2 separate regions of the Mus musculus genome follow, and region 1 is linked to region 2. A link is a loop called in an ENCODE intact Hi-C map of the cell type or tissue named here. Cell type or tissue: gastrocnemius. All regions are shown on one strand. Links, peaks and the distances in the headings refer to the core of each region. The heading gives the core; the rest is flanking DNA.

Region 1 (4,393 bases), core at 146-4,145, 72 kb after region 2:
CCCAAGTGCTGGGATTAAAGGCGTGTGCCACCACGCCCGGCTCTTAGCAGCATCTGCAAATAATTTTTGTGGCAGTGAATCAGAGTTGGCCTGGTCTCACTGCCCTGTGAAGCATGCATCATAGATTTTTGATGTTAGAGTTCAGGGCTCCGGGGACATTGCCTTTTGGTTCCTGAGAAACTGAGGCACTCCCTCGGGCAGCGAAGCATTCAGACCACCTGTGTGTCTCTGTTTCCTTAGAAGTCAGTGAAACATCTACAAGTTTGGCACAACAAACAGAGTTAGACATGAATCTTCTCTACCTTATTTTGCTTGCAACTGTCATCATCTCCTGACAACCACCATTATATTCTGTTTTCAATAAGTGTATAAAAAGTCTGATTGCTTGAAATAAACTTTTCTTAGCTTCAGCCTTACTGAGACCCCTCCAATCTGGTCTGGTTTTCATTCCCACTCATGATATCAGGAGACCCTGGTTGGTAAGTAAACACTGGTGTTTACAAGTGACTCTAGAACGGGGATCTGAAATACAGAAATTTAAGAATAACAAATACTTAAGGTGAAGACCTCCTGGTCGTGGTGTACACACAAGTGTAACAAGGCAGAAGGCATTGCAGGTACAAACGGGTCAGGCAAGGTCAAAGGAACGACACTTGTTTGCAGTTCTGTGAATTTTGTTGCTGGAAAAGTTTTTGTTTGTTTGTTGGTTGGTTGGTTTTTTGTTTTTTTGTTTTTATTTTCTTTGAGACAGGGTTTCTCTGTATAGCCCTGGCTGTCCTGGAACTCACTTTGTAGACCAGGCTGGCCTCGAACTCAGAAATCCGCCTGCCTCTGCCTCCCGAATGCTGGGATTAAAGGCATGCACCATCACGCCTGGCTTTGTTGCTGGAAAAGTTAAATCAGGACACCATCAGTTGATGAAATTCGTGGAGTTCATCAGCAAACTTCAGGCTTCTGTCTCTGAGGAGGGATCTCTGGATTCCAGAACTTGATCCCAGTAGGACCAATGAGCAGCTCAGGGAGATTAGATACAAGAGAACCAGAGGAAATTCCTAGCAATGCTTTTCAGCTCTGGAAAGAAATAAAAACAGTAGCTGATAGAAGTGACAATTAAATGAGAGATGAGGGTGACTGCCGCAGACCCTCTGGGCCCCTTTGTCTGCGTGGAACGGGTCTCTAGTCGCGGGTGGGCAAAGCGTCGGATGAATTGACAGATAGATGCACACAGGAGAGGTTGTGTAGGATCTGAATGTAATTTGTCAAATCAAGCATCGGACTTTTTATGCAGAAGACAATAAGGAAGTTGGGTGACACACCAGCAAGGTACAAAGAGGTAATCGGATGCTTAATGACTCTTACACAGAACAGAGGAATGAAAACGCAAAGACTGGTAGGAACTGGGCAATAAAATAACTGAGACAAAGTCAGCCCTATCTAAGGTCAGCTATAGTCTTAGAAGCCAGGTGTGAGATCTTTTCACTCCTAGGGCAAGGGCTTTCACACCCAAGTCATGGTTCTAACTAGGGAGTTCCGTTCTAGCTAACCATCACATGAATAATGCAGTACTCTAAAACCACAGCCCAATCTACTTCCTAAACCATTGTAAATTCCTGTATATGGGTGTAACTCAGCTATAGTTCTAAGTATCTATTCTGGTCTCTCCTACGGTCAGAAACTTCTTTCTTCCTTGGTGATGGTAGATTCCTGTGAAGGGCAGTGACCTAACTTTTATTCAAAGTGATAGTGTAATACCAGGGGCAGTACTGAATTCCAAGCCCAAGGTCTTGCTCAAGGACATTCTAGGACTGTTGGAACACTGGCTTTAGCTATGTCACAATTCAATCTTAAAAGGCACTTATAATAGGATAATACTAAGAGAGAGCACGTGGATTTATACACTAGACTAACACAGGAATGGAAAATTAATGTATGGGTTAGAGAGAACGCCAGACTCCAGGAATGAGTTTCTGTGAAACTCTTCTGCCTCAGTGAGTAGCTTCCAAGCCTCTCGGCTTGTCAAGCTGACTCGACCAGAGCGCGTGGCAGGTGACTAGGAAAAAGCCAACTAACACCGAGAATAGAAGAAAAATTAGAACCTGAAGTTCAACCTGGTTGTCGTTCTCCTTTTGGTGACTTTGCCTCTTTACCTCCTGCTCCAACTCCCTCCCCTCCTAACCCGGATCTATCAAGTGCAGCTCCTGATAACACGGAAACACCCACATCACCCCTACCTTCACTAATGTGTGAACTCAATGAGACAGTCAGTTCCTTTTAAACCATCATATAGGTCTCTGATGCAAGAGGCTCAGTATCAAGCCCTGCAGATGGGAGAGGACCTTGAGGGATTCTCTTTTTTCCCCAGAGATTGAAATATGCAATCCTAATAATGCAGAACAGCGAGTTAAACATTATATACCCATTTCATTTAAGACTCTTAGAGATCTTAGGTAGGCCTACTCTCAATATGGGTTAACTGCTCCCTATAGATTGTATAACCTTGAGTCTGTCTCTGTTCCCTCTGACTGGAAGATCATAGCAAAAGCTTGTCTTAGTGGGTGAATATTTACTGTGGAGGACGAGAGATGTCAAGACGAAGCTATTAGAAAGGAGCAAACTAATGTGCCTATAACTTTTAAGATGTCAGGAGAAGACATGGATAGCAATGCTCAACAGGCGATTTCATGTCCTCTGAGGCTTAGTGCTTTGGCACTGCAAGCACCGTGTAAGTTACCAGAACCTGGAGGAAGGCAGAGGAACTTTCTAAAATTAGCCAGAGGCTCGATGAGTCATATCAAGATTTTGTTTCCCAGTCAGTCACCGAATGGTCAGTGGACAGGAAGGAGAGGTCTTATTGTCAAGCAACTGGCATATGAGAATGCTAATGCTCCCTGCCGGACTACCTTCTATCCCTTTTGAAAGAAAGGAGAGATTAATGACTACATCTACCTCTGTGCTGATATTAGACCTTCGTATACTCAAGGGGCTATCTATGGATGTGGCCCTTCAAGGGCAGAAGGTGCTTCAACTATGTCAAAAATTTGTTGCTATTGCTTTAAAAAGAAACTGATGTTTCTTGATGCTTTTGTTATACATTATATGGATGCTGCTCTGCTTCCTGCTGAAAATAACAGATTTCTGGAAGGTTTGTCTGCTGAAGTTAAAAAAATAGATTAACTCATGGATTGATTACAGGCCCATAAAAATCATCATATTACTCCAATTTTATATTTAGGAAAGTTTATAAAGTCTTTATAGGGTGGAAGCTAGGAAGGACACCTTAAGAACTTGAAATGGTTTTCAAAAATGGCTAAAACATTTAGATTGGGCTAGACATAGGTTAGAATTTCCCACACCACAACTGCAACCTTTGTTTTTATTTTTTTTAATTTAGTTATTTATTTTACATACATGAACACACTGCTGCTATCTTCAGACACATCAGAAGAAGGCATTGGATCCCATTACAGATGGTTGTGAGTCACCATGTGGTTGCTGAGAATTGAACTCAGAACTTTTGGAAGAGCAGTCAGTGCTCTTAACTGCTGAGCCATCATCTCTCCAGCCCTCCAATTTTTTTTTCAAGATTTATTTATTTGGTGTATGTGAGCACACTTTCACTGTCTTAGGGCAAACCAGAAGAGGGCATTGGATCCCATTACAGATGGTTGTGAGCCACCATGTGGTTGCTTGGAATTGAACTCAGGACCTCTGGAAGAGCAGTCAGTGCTCTTAACTACTGAGCCATCTTACCAGCCCCAAGATTAATTTATTTTATGTATGCTAGTATTCTATCTGCATGTACACCTGCATTGGATCCCAGTATAGATGGTTGTGAGCCACCAAGTGCTTGCTGGGAATTAAATTCAGGACCTTTAGAAGATCAGCCAGTCCTCTTAACTGCTGAGCCATCTCTCCAGCCCTAATTGATATTCTTAAGAGGAATACTGATCCTGCATCCCCTAGAGAATGTACTGAGCCTACACATAGAACATGACGGCTGGTGGCAAATGCACTTAGGGAAGCTCAACTTCAGCATATCTTAAATACCTATGCTGTTTCTCCATAAATAGTAACACCTTCTTTCAACATCCCCACAGGGTTGCTCCGAGTGGAGAAACCACTAGAATGAATACATCTCTCTATCAGTCCAAAAAAGGTCATCACTCCATACTGGCATATGGTTCAGGAATTGATAATTCTAGGCAGGTCTTACACAAAGCAATTATTTGGACAAGAGCCAACAAAAATATTATATCCCTTATGATAAAAAGTTGGATTTTTTGATGAATACTTCAGTTGACAGACTTTTGCTGTATATCCTTTTCAAACTGATAATCATTTTCCTTCCATCAAGTTTATTGATTTTTGCATTAGAACGTGCTATTTTATTTCC
Region 2 (4,393 bases), core at 83-4,082:
CCTGGCTGGAGGGGGAGTCCCTAGGCTGGAGAAGGAGTCCCTGGGCTGGAGAAGGACTCCCTGGGCTGGAGGAGGACTCTCCACAGTTATACTGCAGGAGATTTAACCCATCTCCTGGCTGGAGGAGGACTCCCTGGGCTGGAGGAGGACTCCCTGGGCTGGAGGAGGCCTCCCCATGGTTATACTGTAGGTGATTTAACCCATCTCCTGGCTGGAGGAGGACTCCCTGGGCTGGAGGAGGACTCTCCATGGTTGTACTCCAGGTGATTTAATCCATCAAGTTCTAGTTATTTATTTTAGTTAATACCAATAATAATTTTTCCATTAACATATTTTACCCAATTTCTATACTTAGATAAAGGAGGATTTTTCCCTCTTTCCTTTAAAAAATGTAATTAGTAATTTAATATGTTCCTCTTTTCCACAGGTAAATTCAATCAAACTCTGTATCACTCATAACCCTAGCTGAACAGTATAATTACAAAAAAAAAAAAAAAAACCCTCAACAGGTTTGCATATCCATCATAGACATTTTCCAAAGCAGTTTTGAAATCTGCTTTGTTACACATCATAGCGAATGCTTCCAGATTCTCCTGGTCAGAAAGAGCAGACAGAGGGGCTGTAGCTGTCCACGTGAGCCTTGAAGATTGTACTCTGGGATCTTGGCTTCCTGTGACATCAACAGCATAGAACGAACGAAAGCATTCTCAAGCACAGGCTACACAATGATTCAGCTATTTTGAAAAACTAATTGGATTAATAAGCTTAACTATTGAATGCCTCCTGTTTAACCATAAAGTTTTGACAACAGAGAATGCTTTAGATTTCAGTTTGGCTTAGTATCTCAAACTATTGAAGACCACACACAGATTTTCCAGGACAGAAGAACCTCGGGTTATTTGGAAACTGGAACCAATTAATCCCTTTATTTTTGCAAATGGGGAAACTGAGGTCCATTTTTTTTGTTTGTGTCTATAGCTCTGTTGCTGTTGTTTTCTACCATGAAGGACAACACCTAATTACTGTACTAGCTTAGAATAAATATTTCGTGCAATAGATTTTAGAATTAAAAAATGAGCAGGGAAACAAAATAGTCACAAAAGGCAACAACAACAGGCACCAATAATACTTTTTCCAAGGCTGTCACTAAGTTTAATTGCACTTTTGCAAGCGTGCAAATTGAAACAGAAACATCAGGAGGGTGGGTAATTTTGTTATTTTTGATTCAATTTTCTTTTAAAAGTGGGATTCTAAACCTACTTTCCATTAATTTATTAAATGTTTATCCTTTTAGTATTTTTTTCTTTTTCTTTTTTTCTTTTTCACTTTCCCCAGATGTTACCTGGCTGAAATTTCTCCCCCTCGATCTTTGTACTGCATTTTGACACTGTCTTTGATCCTTTCCTACAATACAGACTCTCAAAACTAAACCGCTAAAACCAATCTTGATGATGAGATGACATGTGGGGTGTATAAATGTCGTTCTTTCTCTGGCAAGGGGATCTCCAAGTACAGAAAGCAGGTCAGAGTCTAGCTGCCCTTTGACCCCAGCACCTACCACACGCCCTAACTGCACAGACCCCAGTTGGGGTCTTAGTCTTGGAAAGGAAAGTGTTACAGGGCATGACTCGCCCATGGTGAAACGCACACCTGCCAGGGCCCCAGGATCTGCTTTTCCTCTCGAAATATTTTCCTTGGGGCACCAGGTGCCTAGGGCGCCGCGAAGGTTCTGGAGCACTGGTCTGGCAGCTTCGTTGGGGGGAGGACCGCTCGCTCTCCCGCGATCCCTAGGGGAGCTGCAAGCCACGCGGCGCGCACCGGGCTCCAGGGCGCGCACAGAGGGGACGCGCAACGGGGGTCTGAGCCTTTCCCCGTTCCCGGTCCGGGCAGCCCTGCGAAGTTGCTGGGCTGCCACTCCCGCGCGGCTCTCAGCTTACCTTCCCGGCCTTCACGACGCTCCCGATGGAGCCCGTAGAACTTTCCAGCCGAGTGAGCAGTGGCAGGCGGCTCTGGTGACTCGAAAACCCACGGTCCGAACCGCTCTCGCCCCGCTGCCCGCCCGCACCCGCCGGGATCCCGGACGCGTCCTCCCGCGCCCGCTCAAGCAGGGCGCAGCCGATCAGAGCCGCTCCCAGCGGCGGGGACGGGCTCGGGCGCGCGCTCCGAGGCAGGCGGGCAGCCAGCGGGTGCCAGCAGGGTGCGGAACTCGCGAGGCTCTAAGTTGGTAAAGACTCATGGTAACCAGTCTTCGGCCCAGACCCTGGGCTACCCTTGGTGGAGAGTGATGGAGGTGAGCACCAGCACGGGAAGCAACTATCTGCCTTCTCACCCGGCCACAGACAAGAAAAATCACCAGAGAGGTGTGGGATATATATGTGTACTGGGCAGAAAAGGGGCAGTGTTTATTTGTGAGTAAATAGGTTGGTTAAAGGGGGAAAAAAAAGATAAAGGACATAGATCATAAAAGACAAAACACAAATGCCACATAAGTTCAAATAATAGGAAAAAGGGGGGGAGGGGCAATTTAAAGCAAGTGTCACATGCATTTTTGCCTCTATGAGGTTTTTATTTTCTTCAGTAGACCAAACTACGTGGTAACTGTGAATAAATACGGGCATGACCTTTCCAAGTCGTGTTTGAGGAGGTTTTTACTGTAGATACTAGCGGGAGTATAGCCCGAGGCATCTGAAAGAGTCTAGAACAGGGAGAGTTTGTAGAACACTGAATATGAGCCACAGACTGAACCAGGCCATGCGAAGGTGGCACATGGGGTGGGGGTGAGGAAGAGAAGAAGAGAAGACAGAGAAGACGTAGATAAAGATCGCGGAGAGCTAAAAGCCAAGAGAAGGAACGACCAAAATGTCAGGATCCTGTAGGAACACGCAGCTGGGCGAAGGAAAGCAGGGGTAAAGAAGTTTAGGGTGGAGGGTGGGGTGAGAAGAGCTGAGACTAGCCAGGATGCTAGCAGGTACTTGCAAGGTGGAGACAGTGCTTTGATATGCTAATAGCACCGCAGTTAACTCTGAGTTTCCTTTGGACCTGACCAAAGGAGGAAAAATGAGACACACAACTTAAAGATTTCAGTGCCATCCTTTTTGCTGATTTTCATTTTATATAACCATTCTGGTAGAGATGACTCCAAGAAGGACATTTTTTTTTCTCGTGTTTTTTATTTGTTTTATTAGGTAATTTATTTTATTAGTTAGTTAATTTGTTTATTTGTTTGTTTGTTTGATTGATTTAGTAGTTACTTTGTTTGTTTGTTTGTTTGCTTGCTTTCTTGTTTTGAGACTGGGTCCCTCCACACAGCCCTGGCTGTTCTGAAACTCACTATATGGTTTAGACTGGCCACAAACTCAAAGGGATCCACCTGCCTCTGCCTCTCTGCCTCTGCCTCTCTGCCTCTGCCTCTGCCTCTGCCTCTGCCTCTGCCTCTGCCTCTGCCTCTGCCTCTGCCTCTGCCTCTGCCTCTGCCTCTGCCTCTGCCTCTGCCTCTGCCTCTGCCTCTGCCTCTGCCTCTGCCTCTGCCTCTGCCTCTGCCTCTGCCTCTGCCTCTGCCTCTGCCTCTGCCTCTGCCTCTGCCTCTGCCTCTGCCTCTGCCTCTGCCTCCCCAGTGCTGGGATTCAAGGAGTGTACATCACACTCAGCTCATTTTTCTAGTTTTAAAAACATGTATTATCACTGTTTATGTGTCTGCTGTGCAGAGGGGACTGGAGGACAGAGGACAACTTTGTGTAAGAGGTTCCTCTTATTCCACCTTTTCATGGGTTCTGCGGATCCAACGTGGATCATCAAGCTTGGCCATCTGGGCCAATCTGGGCCATCTTTTTGGTCCCCATGACAAACATTATTTATTGAGTAATCGGAATCCGTTTTAAGCCTCAGAACGACCACGAAACCAAGACTAGAGATGACAAGAACAAAGGCCAAGCATCCCAGTTTCTGTACCATGGACGGCTGGAAACCATTTGACTTCCCGGCCTTTGTTCCCACTCACCACTTTGGAATTTGCTCCAGTGTTCAAATTTATCTGGAGAAAAGAAAGAAGGCTAGAGAAGTAAGAAAGCCATGAAAGTTTATGTCAGATGCATTCTGGATTTGTGCTCGATTGTATGAGCGTCCTGTGTTTGAAATTGCTGGGATTATATTCATAATGTTAAGTTTGAAAGCTTAGAAGCAATAAAGTTATGCTGTGTGACAGATTCTGGTGGCTACTATGTTCTATGTTTCTTCTGGAGTGCAGGTGGGACCTGCTGTTAGAATAAGCGGCACAATCCTGGAGGTCCACCACGCTGCCGGACTCCCGTAGGAAGTTTTATTGGTAGAGGAGCCTCCAAGGGGATGAGAGGGAAAAAGAGAAAAGGGGGCTGTGGCTTGGAGTACAGGTCTTTTG

Evidence for each region. A loop is a pair of places that touch in the nucleus more often than their neighbours do. Peaks named below come from ENCODE experiments on the same cell type or tissue, not always from the same donor. Only the 100,000 strongest peaks of a DNase experiment are listed, where the experiment ranks them.
Region 1: it touches region 2 in a loop (2.7-fold over the local background); 2 of 42 quality-filtered maps call a loop at or near these places.

The regions. Positions count from the first base shown.
Region 1 is chr10:45,215,242-45,219,634 of GRCm38, reverse strand. No RefSeq gene overlaps it. Among named protein-coding and RNA genes, the nearest start is that of Gm26016, 51 kb to the left of the region's middle. In gastrocnemius, for the core only: no CTCF peak of the experiment used is centred there; no DNase peak of the experiment used is centred there; H3K4me3 peaks cover 323 bases; H3K27ac peaks cover 2,413 bases.
Region 2 is chr10:45,287,120-45,291,512 of GRCm38, reverse strand. Popdc3 (popeye domain containing 3) reads right to left here and starts at 2,208. Exons shown (of 4, transcript NM_024286.1): 1 at 1,938-2,208. Gm15934 (predicted gene 15934) reads left to right here and starts at 2,097. Exons shown (of 2, transcript NR_155869.1): 1 at 2,097-2,290; 2 at 3,880-4,202. In gastrocnemius, for the core only: no CTCF peak of the experiment used is centred there; DNase peaks (open chromatin) are centred at 1,849 and 2,138; H3K4me3 peaks cover 3,081 bases; H3K27ac peaks cover 2,991 bases.